Linked DNA regions of Mus musculus: all the other regions are linked to region 2. The links are chromatin loops, found by intact Hi-C in ENCODE. Cell type or tissue: left cerebral cortex. All regions are shown on one strand. Region 1 has its middle 30 kb from the start of Rap1gapos. Region 2 overlaps Ece1 (endothelin converting enzyme 1). Region 3 has its middle 17 kb from the start of Ece1.

The links. A loop is a pair of places that touch in the nucleus more often than their neighbours do. Peaks named below come from ENCODE experiments on the same cell type or tissue, not always from the same donor. Only the 100,000 strongest peaks of a DNase experiment are listed, where the experiment ranks them.
Region 1: a loop joins it to region 2, with 3 times the contacts of the local background. A loop is called at or near these places in 5 of 42 quality-filtered maps.
Region 3: a loop joins it to region 2, with 8 times the contacts of the local background. A loop is called at or near these places in 40 of 42 quality-filtered maps.

The regions. Positions count from the first base shown.
Region 1 is chr4:137,674,998-137,677,497 of GRCm38, reverse strand. It overlaps a transcript of Rap1gap not described here. Among named protein-coding and RNA genes, the nearest start is that of Rap1gapos, 30 kb to the left of the region's middle. In left cerebral cortex, CTCF peaks have their summits at 523 and 1,187 (motif pointing left); DNase peaks (open chromatin) are centred at 606, 1,185 and 1,752; H3K27ac peaks cover 2,067 bases.
Region 2 is chr4:137,951,809-137,954,308 of GRCm38, reverse strand. The region is part of intron 14 of Ece1 (endothelin converting enzyme 1); the gene reads right to left. Among named protein-coding and RNA genes, the nearest start is that of Eif4g3, 40 kb to the left of the region's middle. In left cerebral cortex, a CTCF peak has its summit at 1,279 (motif pointing right); DNase peaks (open chromatin) are centred at 394 and 1,279; H3K27ac peaks cover 655 bases.
Region 3 is chr4:137,843,607-137,846,106 of GRCm38, reverse strand. No RefSeq gene overlaps it. Among named protein-coding and RNA genes, the nearest start is that of Ece1, 17 kb to the left of the region's middle. In left cerebral cortex, a CTCF peak has its summit at 1,229 (motif pointing left); a DNase peak (open chromatin) is centred at 1,218.

The sequences.
Region 1 (2,500 bases), 280 kb after region 2:
ACAGGCCCGTGCGCTGAAATCACACCTTTAACTGTGGTCACCTTACATTTATCCGGTGTGCATACAGACATGTATACATACACACATGGCCGCCCACCTTACGTGGCACCCGGAAAACTGTGGAGAAGAAACGAGAAGGTGTAGAGAATGACTTCTGTGGGTCAGAGATGTGTGCAGCCAACCATGGCACCCCTGAGGAGAGTAGAGGGGAGGTCAAGGCAGGGACCCAGGCACCTTCCTCCACTATCTTTGCTACGTGATCCTTCCCTGTTCATTTTCAGGGATGTAGGTCAAAGCTCAGGCAGGCACCCACAGAACACCTGCTGGGGCAGCAAGCTGACCGAGCCCTGGTCCCTTGGTCAGGAGACCTGGATCTCAGACCCAGGTTTGTGAATCACTTGCTATTTCCCAGGACAAGCCCCTTTCTACTCTTGCCTCCCCTTCTACACAGCTGGCCAGTCTGGGACTCAGAGCCACGAAGCCCCCACCCTGGCTACCGTTCTCAGTGAGGACAACTCCGCCTCCAGGAAGCATTAGGGAAATACCAGAGGGTGGTTTTAATTTAGCAATTACTGAGAGTCACCACAGCCATTCAGAGGGTGGCAGCCAGAAGAGCTATTCATGGAGAGTCTTGCTGAGGCAGGCTCCCTCACACAGGCTGCCCCGCCCTGCACGTGGGCACAGCCTGCTAAGCCGACCTAGCCCCCAAGTACTTCATACATCAGTATTGATCTGTGATTTTTCTTGTTTTGCTACAATGCTGGAGTTGGGTGGAACCCAAGACCTTGAACAAGCCAGGCAATTGGCCTACCACTGAGCTAAAAGCCCCAGCCCCGTGAGTCTCTTTTTGATGTGGCTTTAATCCATAATGAAATTTTCTGAGGTTCAATTGCTGGAGACATCCTGAGCTGGAGGTCAGGTGCATGGTAAGATTTTTCTACTGTTAATGGGAAAGTGTCTCTGTCAGAAATACTAAGGGTTTGGTTTCTTCTGTGACTCTTGCGGTGTGGTCGTGCCAGGGCATTCACCCAAAGTGGGGCACTGTTTGGTTCCCTTGTGGTGAAATGTCATTGGCTTTTGAAATGAGCTGGGCAGGCTTATTATCTAGGAGTGTTAAATCTGGAAATGAAGACTGCTCTTAGAAGTCTCCGAACGCAGTTTAGGAGTCAGAGGCGGTCCCTGGCTCCCTCATCTGGCCGTTGGTGGAATTGCAGTCTAGCGCAGGCAGCTTTCCAGGACCAGGGACAGCGCCCCAACCCCAGCAAACCCCCCTCACCCCCCAGGCTCTCTCAGGGTGGGGACCCTGAGCCTCCAGAGACAGCGCCTCAAACCCCGCTGTGCCACACTCCCTCCCTCCTTCCCTGGTGTGGAGGCGGCCCCACAGCCTCCCCTCGCCAATAGACTGTGCCTCTCTAGGCCACAATGGCACACCTGCGTGCCACAATGGTGGCACCTGCTTTGCCGCCTACCTTGTTCCTTCCACCCTTCGTTCCTCTGAGAGGATTGCTAAGCTTCACCTACGCATCCTGTAGCCTCTGTGATCTTCATAATAGGCCCAGGAGCTAGATCATGCAAGAATAGTGTATCTATCATGGCTGATGGGGAAACTGAGGCTGGCAAAGACTCCCCTGTGTGCTCCTCAAAACCTCACTCCCATCATTCACGCTCCAGCCCAAAACAACAGTAGCTACCCACTACCGTGGCCCTGTGCCAAGCACATATCTTGCCATCGAGTTAATTAGGTCAAACGGCTGTTCCCATTCCACAGGCCAGGAAACCCAGGCTCTAGGGAGCTGAAGGGCCTGCCTGAGAGTCGGGGTATAAATGGCTACACACACTCCATGACGCATTCACTTTACCTTCCAAAAGAAAGCAGCTATTCTGCTCCGGTCCTCACAGGCTGGAAAGAATGGTGCTGGAGCCCCACACTCCTCACAAGGAACAGGGTTTCTCTATTTGGTCAAACTTTAGCCTTGAAAGACACACAGTAGGTGCTTAATAGATACATGCTGATTGGTAGGCACCTGCCATCCAGACACAGTTCTTTAAGCACAGCCACACAGCCTGGACACAAAGCCTGGACCCAGGGCAAGGCAGGATCCACTGTGGGTAGGAACACAGACGCAAGAGCCACACTGAGCAGGGGCCTGGCTCACGTGACTGGAGGCTGATGCGGGGAAGCGGCAATGCCCGGTGCCATCAAGGGCTTGCATGGGGTCGTTATTTATACCAATAGCAGCAGGTGCACCCGCTGGGTCCTGCCCCACTTCTCTCAAGGGGAGGTCAGGTACACCACGAACACTCAAAGGTAGTCTATGGCTGACGTAATAACAGGAGAGAGGCAGCCATTATGGGTGAGGCAGAGAGTGAAGGGATGTCTGGAGATCCTGCACCTCGCAGCCTGACTCTCAGCCTCCCTTGAGATAGGGGCTCATAATGATGTCCTAGGCCAGCTCTGAACAGAAAGAAAGGGAAGGAAGTTTTATCCCTATCAGAACAC
Region 2 (2,500 bases):
GCTGATTCCACCCCCAGAGCTGGTCCTGAAAACAGTAAACCTCTGTTTTTATCAATACCTCTGTTTTTATCATCCACTCAATTATCTACCTACCGAGAAAAGATTCATGGGAGCTAGAGAGATGGCTCAGCAGTTAAGAGCACTTTTTTGTTTGTTTTCTTTTCTTTCTTGTTTTTTGTACATTTTTGGTTTGTTTGTTTTTCCAAAACTTTGGAACTCACTCTGTAGACCAGGCTGACCTCAACTCCGATCCGCCTGCCTCTGCCTCCCCAGTGCTGGGATTAGAGGCGTGCACCACCACTGCTGACTGCACTTGTTGCTCTGGCAGAGGACCTGGATTTGGTTCTCATTATCACATGGCAGCTCACAACCATCTGTGTCTCTCGATCCAGAGCATCTGACCCCTCTTCTGACCTCTGTGGGCACCAGGCATGCACACGGTACACAAACAGAAAAGCAGGCAAAATACTCATCTATGTCATGAAAAACATTGTAAAGGTTGCCAGGTAACTGTGGGGCAGAGCCTAGAAGAAATGCCGAGACGAGGAGCCACACACCAAGAGAGGCAGCCAGACCAAGAGGGACTCAGAAGATCGGATGAGATAAATCAGTGAAATCAAATGGACAGAATCCGGCATGCAACCGGCATCCAGTAACTGCTGAATGTCACAAGAACTCCAGAAGGCTGAGGCAGGAGGATAATGAGGTCAGGAGGAAGAAGAAGAGGAGGAAGAAGAGGAAGAGGAACTGATAATGCCAGCTAGCCCTAGAGTGAAGCTGATTCTTGTGGGAAACAAAGCCAAAAGCAGGAAATATAAATTAATCTAAGTAGACAGCTAAGAATTGTATGTTAATTCAAGTCAGCTAAACCGATCTGTAAAACATTCACTTATATAAAACCAATCAATCCATCAATCAACCAATCAATCTTTGGGCTGGAGAGATGGCTCAGTGGGTAAGAACACTGACTGTTCTTCCGAAGGTCCTGAGTTCAAATCCCAGCAACCACGTGGTGGCTCACAACCACCCACAGAGTGAGCAGATGTGTCATAAATTCAATTCCCAACAACCAGATGAAGGCTCACAACCATCTGTACAGCTATAGTGTACTCACATACATATAAATACATACATACATACATACATACATACATACATACATAAATATATAAATCTTTAAAAAAAATTCAGATGAATTGGCAGCCCTGCCTGTGCCCATCTGAAGCCCATCTTTTGCTTAGAGGAAACAGGTGTCTGAATCTCCTGTCCACAAGAGGGCGCCAGAGGCAAAGGGGAGTTGTCATCACCTAGGTTACAAATTCTGCAAAAGATGTTTTGGAGTCAGAAAGTTAATCTGAGGAACACTGAGCTGAGAGGGCGTCTGACTTTTCTGAAGAGATGTTGTTTGTTTGTTTTGTGCTGTTTTTGTTTTGCGACCAGGGCACGGAACCCAGGGCTTCATTCACACCAGGCAAGTTCTCTACCCATGAGTATTATATACATGCTTAGCTAGAGTGAGTCTGTCTGTCTGTCCTATCTATCTATCTATCTATCTATCTATCTATCTATCTATCTATCTATCTATCTATCTATCTATCTATCTATCTATCCATCCATCCATCCATCTATCTATCTATCTTTGTTTGTGTGCGGTGCATGCTTGAGTGTTATTTATTTGTGAGTGTGGCATATGCACATGTGTGCACACGTGTGTGCAGAGGCCAGAGGTCATTGTTGAGTGTCTTCCTCTACTGCTGTCCATCTCAATTTCTTGAGGCAAGATCTCTCATGGTACCTGGAGCTTGCCAGCTTGGCTAGGCCGGCAGGTGGGACAAGCTCCGGGGTCTTGTCTCCTTTGCCTGCACCGACGTGACAGATCACAGTGCCTCCATACTTCTATAGCAAGCACTTTTTTTCTTACTAAATAAAATACTAACACACCCAAAGCTGTGTGCAGCGGCATGTGCTCACTGTGAGGCACTGGGGACGCTGAGGCAGGAGGAGCAGTGGAGCTCAGGAGTTCAAGGCAATCCTGGACAACATGCTAAAACCCCATCCTCAAAGACAGTGGAAGACGGACACTGGGTCTCCCTACTGGTTATTCTGATTTAAGAGGCTCTGGGGTTTGTTTGCACGGTTGGGGATCAAGGCTAGATCTTTGCAGGTAAAAGGCAAGCACTCTACCAACTGGGCCACACCCCGGCACCTAGGTTGTGTCTCTGAAAAAGGCCCTCAGGTGCTCCTGCTGTGGTACAGCTTGGTTCAGCAGTTCGAGTGGCTGGGGCCCATCCGGAATCTTCTTCAAACCCCTATGGAAAAGCCACCACTTTTGTTCATGGGGAATTGAGGACCACATGGGGGCCCTGCCCAATGATCCAAGACCATGTTTTTTCCTTCCCACGGGCAAGAAGGAGAAGCAAGCTCTGACGGCTGCTGAATCAGCAATGCTGCGTGCGACAGGAAGCCGGCTCTGTTCGGCTCCGGGGTGCTGACCACTCTG
Region 3 (2,500 bases), 110 kb after region 2:
CACACACATCTCTAGCAATCTTAGTTACAATAGCCCCCAGATAGAAAGTACCAAATGTCCATGTCTCATTATTAATACATAGTGAACAGGTGGTCTGTCCATCAAATGGAATATTACTCAGCCATGAAAAAGCATGAAGTATCGATCCACATTCCAATGTAGACGGCCCTTGAAAATGTTACATGAAGAGAAATAAACCAGATGAGCAGATGCCTCTAAGTGAGTTTACACAAGGAGCAACGGATGGACAGCAAGATGGCTCAGCACTTAGGTGCTTGCCGCCAAGCTGAACCACAGGGGTTTGGTTCTTGGGACCCACAAAGAGAAAAGTGACTCTCCCAAGTTGCTTTCTGACTGGCACATGCACACTGTGGTAAATGAGGGGCCCCTGGTAAATAAAAATGTAATTAACAGCTTTCAGTTGTCTCTAATAATAGGTAAGTCTGTAGAGACAGGGGTGGCCTAGGTGTGGAGAGGGAAACCAGAGAGGGCCAGGGAGTGACTGGGAAGGAGTCCAAGGTATCTGCAGGGCGAAGGTTCTGAAACTCAGCTGTGGCAATGGCGTCACAAGGACATCATGTTGTTTGCTTAAAATTATAGGTGAGTCCACACTTGGTGGTCTATGTCTCTAATCTCCTCACTTGGCAAGTGGAGGCAGGAGGCTGTGGCGATCAAAGTCATCTTTTACTACAGATTTTCAAGTCAATCTGAACCCAAACCCTCCCCCTTAAGCAAAGAAAACACTGACATTGGAGAACGAATGAGAGGGAAGAGGAAAAAGCCAGGAAATTTCCCACATGTCTGGGTAGAAGTGTCTCCCTAAAATATCAAGTTGGAGTTCGAGGCCAGCCTGGTTTACAAAGTGAGTTCCAGAACAGTCAGGGCTGTTACATATAGAAACCCTGTTGAAAAACTAAAATAAATATAATAATAATTAATAATAATAATAATAAAGCAAGTTGGGGTGATGCCTTTAACTCTAGCACTCAGGATGCAGAGGAACTATGTGAGTTCAAAGCCAGCCTGCTTTATCTAGCAAGCTCCAGGCCAGTGCAGGCTACACAGCGAGACCTTGTCTCAGAGAACAAACTAACAAACGGGAATCACTTTTTGGTCTCTTTTTTTTTTCTGGCTTCCTATTCTTCTCCCTTTCCAGGTCTGAGAGTCCAGGAAGAAACCCACACTGAGCGGCAGGGATGGCCGACAGGCTGCTGGCATAGAGCATGGCTGCCCTCTGGTGGCGACCTGAAGTGAACTCGGTTAAAGGCATTAGAGAGCAGGGGACATGCTCCTAAAGGGAGGATGGAAGCAACTTCTAGGTATCTGGTGGAAAGTGACAGAGCCAGAAGAGGACATCAGACATACCCCTATCCACCCAAACACGGATACAGCATGCACGCACACATGCACGCACATGCTCACGCACACATGCGTGTGTGCACACACTCAAGGTAGCGCTGATTCTGGTTGGCTTGGAACTCACTGTGTAGATAAGGCTGGCCTTGAACTCATAGAGATCTGCCTGCCTCTGCTTCCCAAGTGCTGGGATTAACAACATAGGCTACCACATACAGTCCCCAACTGTTTTTGTTTGGTTGATTGTTTTTTTGCTTCTAAATATAGAAATAAGATCAAGGGCTGGAGAGATGGCTCAGCGGGTAAGAGCACTGACTGCTCTTCTGAAGGTCCTGAGTTCAAATCCCAGCCACCACATGGTAGCTCACAACCAACTGTAATGAGATCTGGTGCATCTGAAGTCAGTTACAGTGTACCTATGTATAATAATAAATAAATCTTTTTTTAAAAAAAGAAGATCAAACTAGAAATCCCTCTGTTGGTGGCTATTCTGGTTTTTGCTTGTTTTTTGTTTTGGGGGAGGAGTGTATGTTTCTAGACTGAGTTTCTCTGTGTAGCCCTGGCTGTCCTGGAACTCACTCTGTAGACCAGGCTGGCCTCAAACTCAGAAATCCACCTGCCTCTGCCTCCCAAGTGCTGGGATTAAAGGCGTGCGCCACCACCGCCCGGCTGGCTATTCTGTTTTAAAACAAAAAGTCTTGTCCCTGAGTGACTCTGGAAGCCGAGAACCTAAGATCTCCAGGAAGCTGAGACAGAAGGATGGTGAGTTCTGGAGAAAGTACTTCTCTGTCCTAAACATATCCCCTTCCACACCTGCAATCCCAGCACTCAGAGGTGCTGAGTTCAAGGCTACCCCGGGTTACATAGTGAGACCTTATCTCAAAAACTGAAGGGCCTGCTGGTCATCACAAAACCAAACAACTCAAACTGACATAAAACAAGAATAAACCTGAAGCCGGGCGTGGTGGTGCACACCTTTAATCCCAGCATTTGGGAGGCAGAGGCAGGTGAATTTCTGAGTTCGAGGCCAGCCTGGTCTACAGAGTGATTTCCAGGACAGCCAGGACTACATAGAGAAACCCTGCCTCGAAAAAACAAAACAAAACAAAACAAAACAAAACAAAACAAAACAAAACAAAACAAA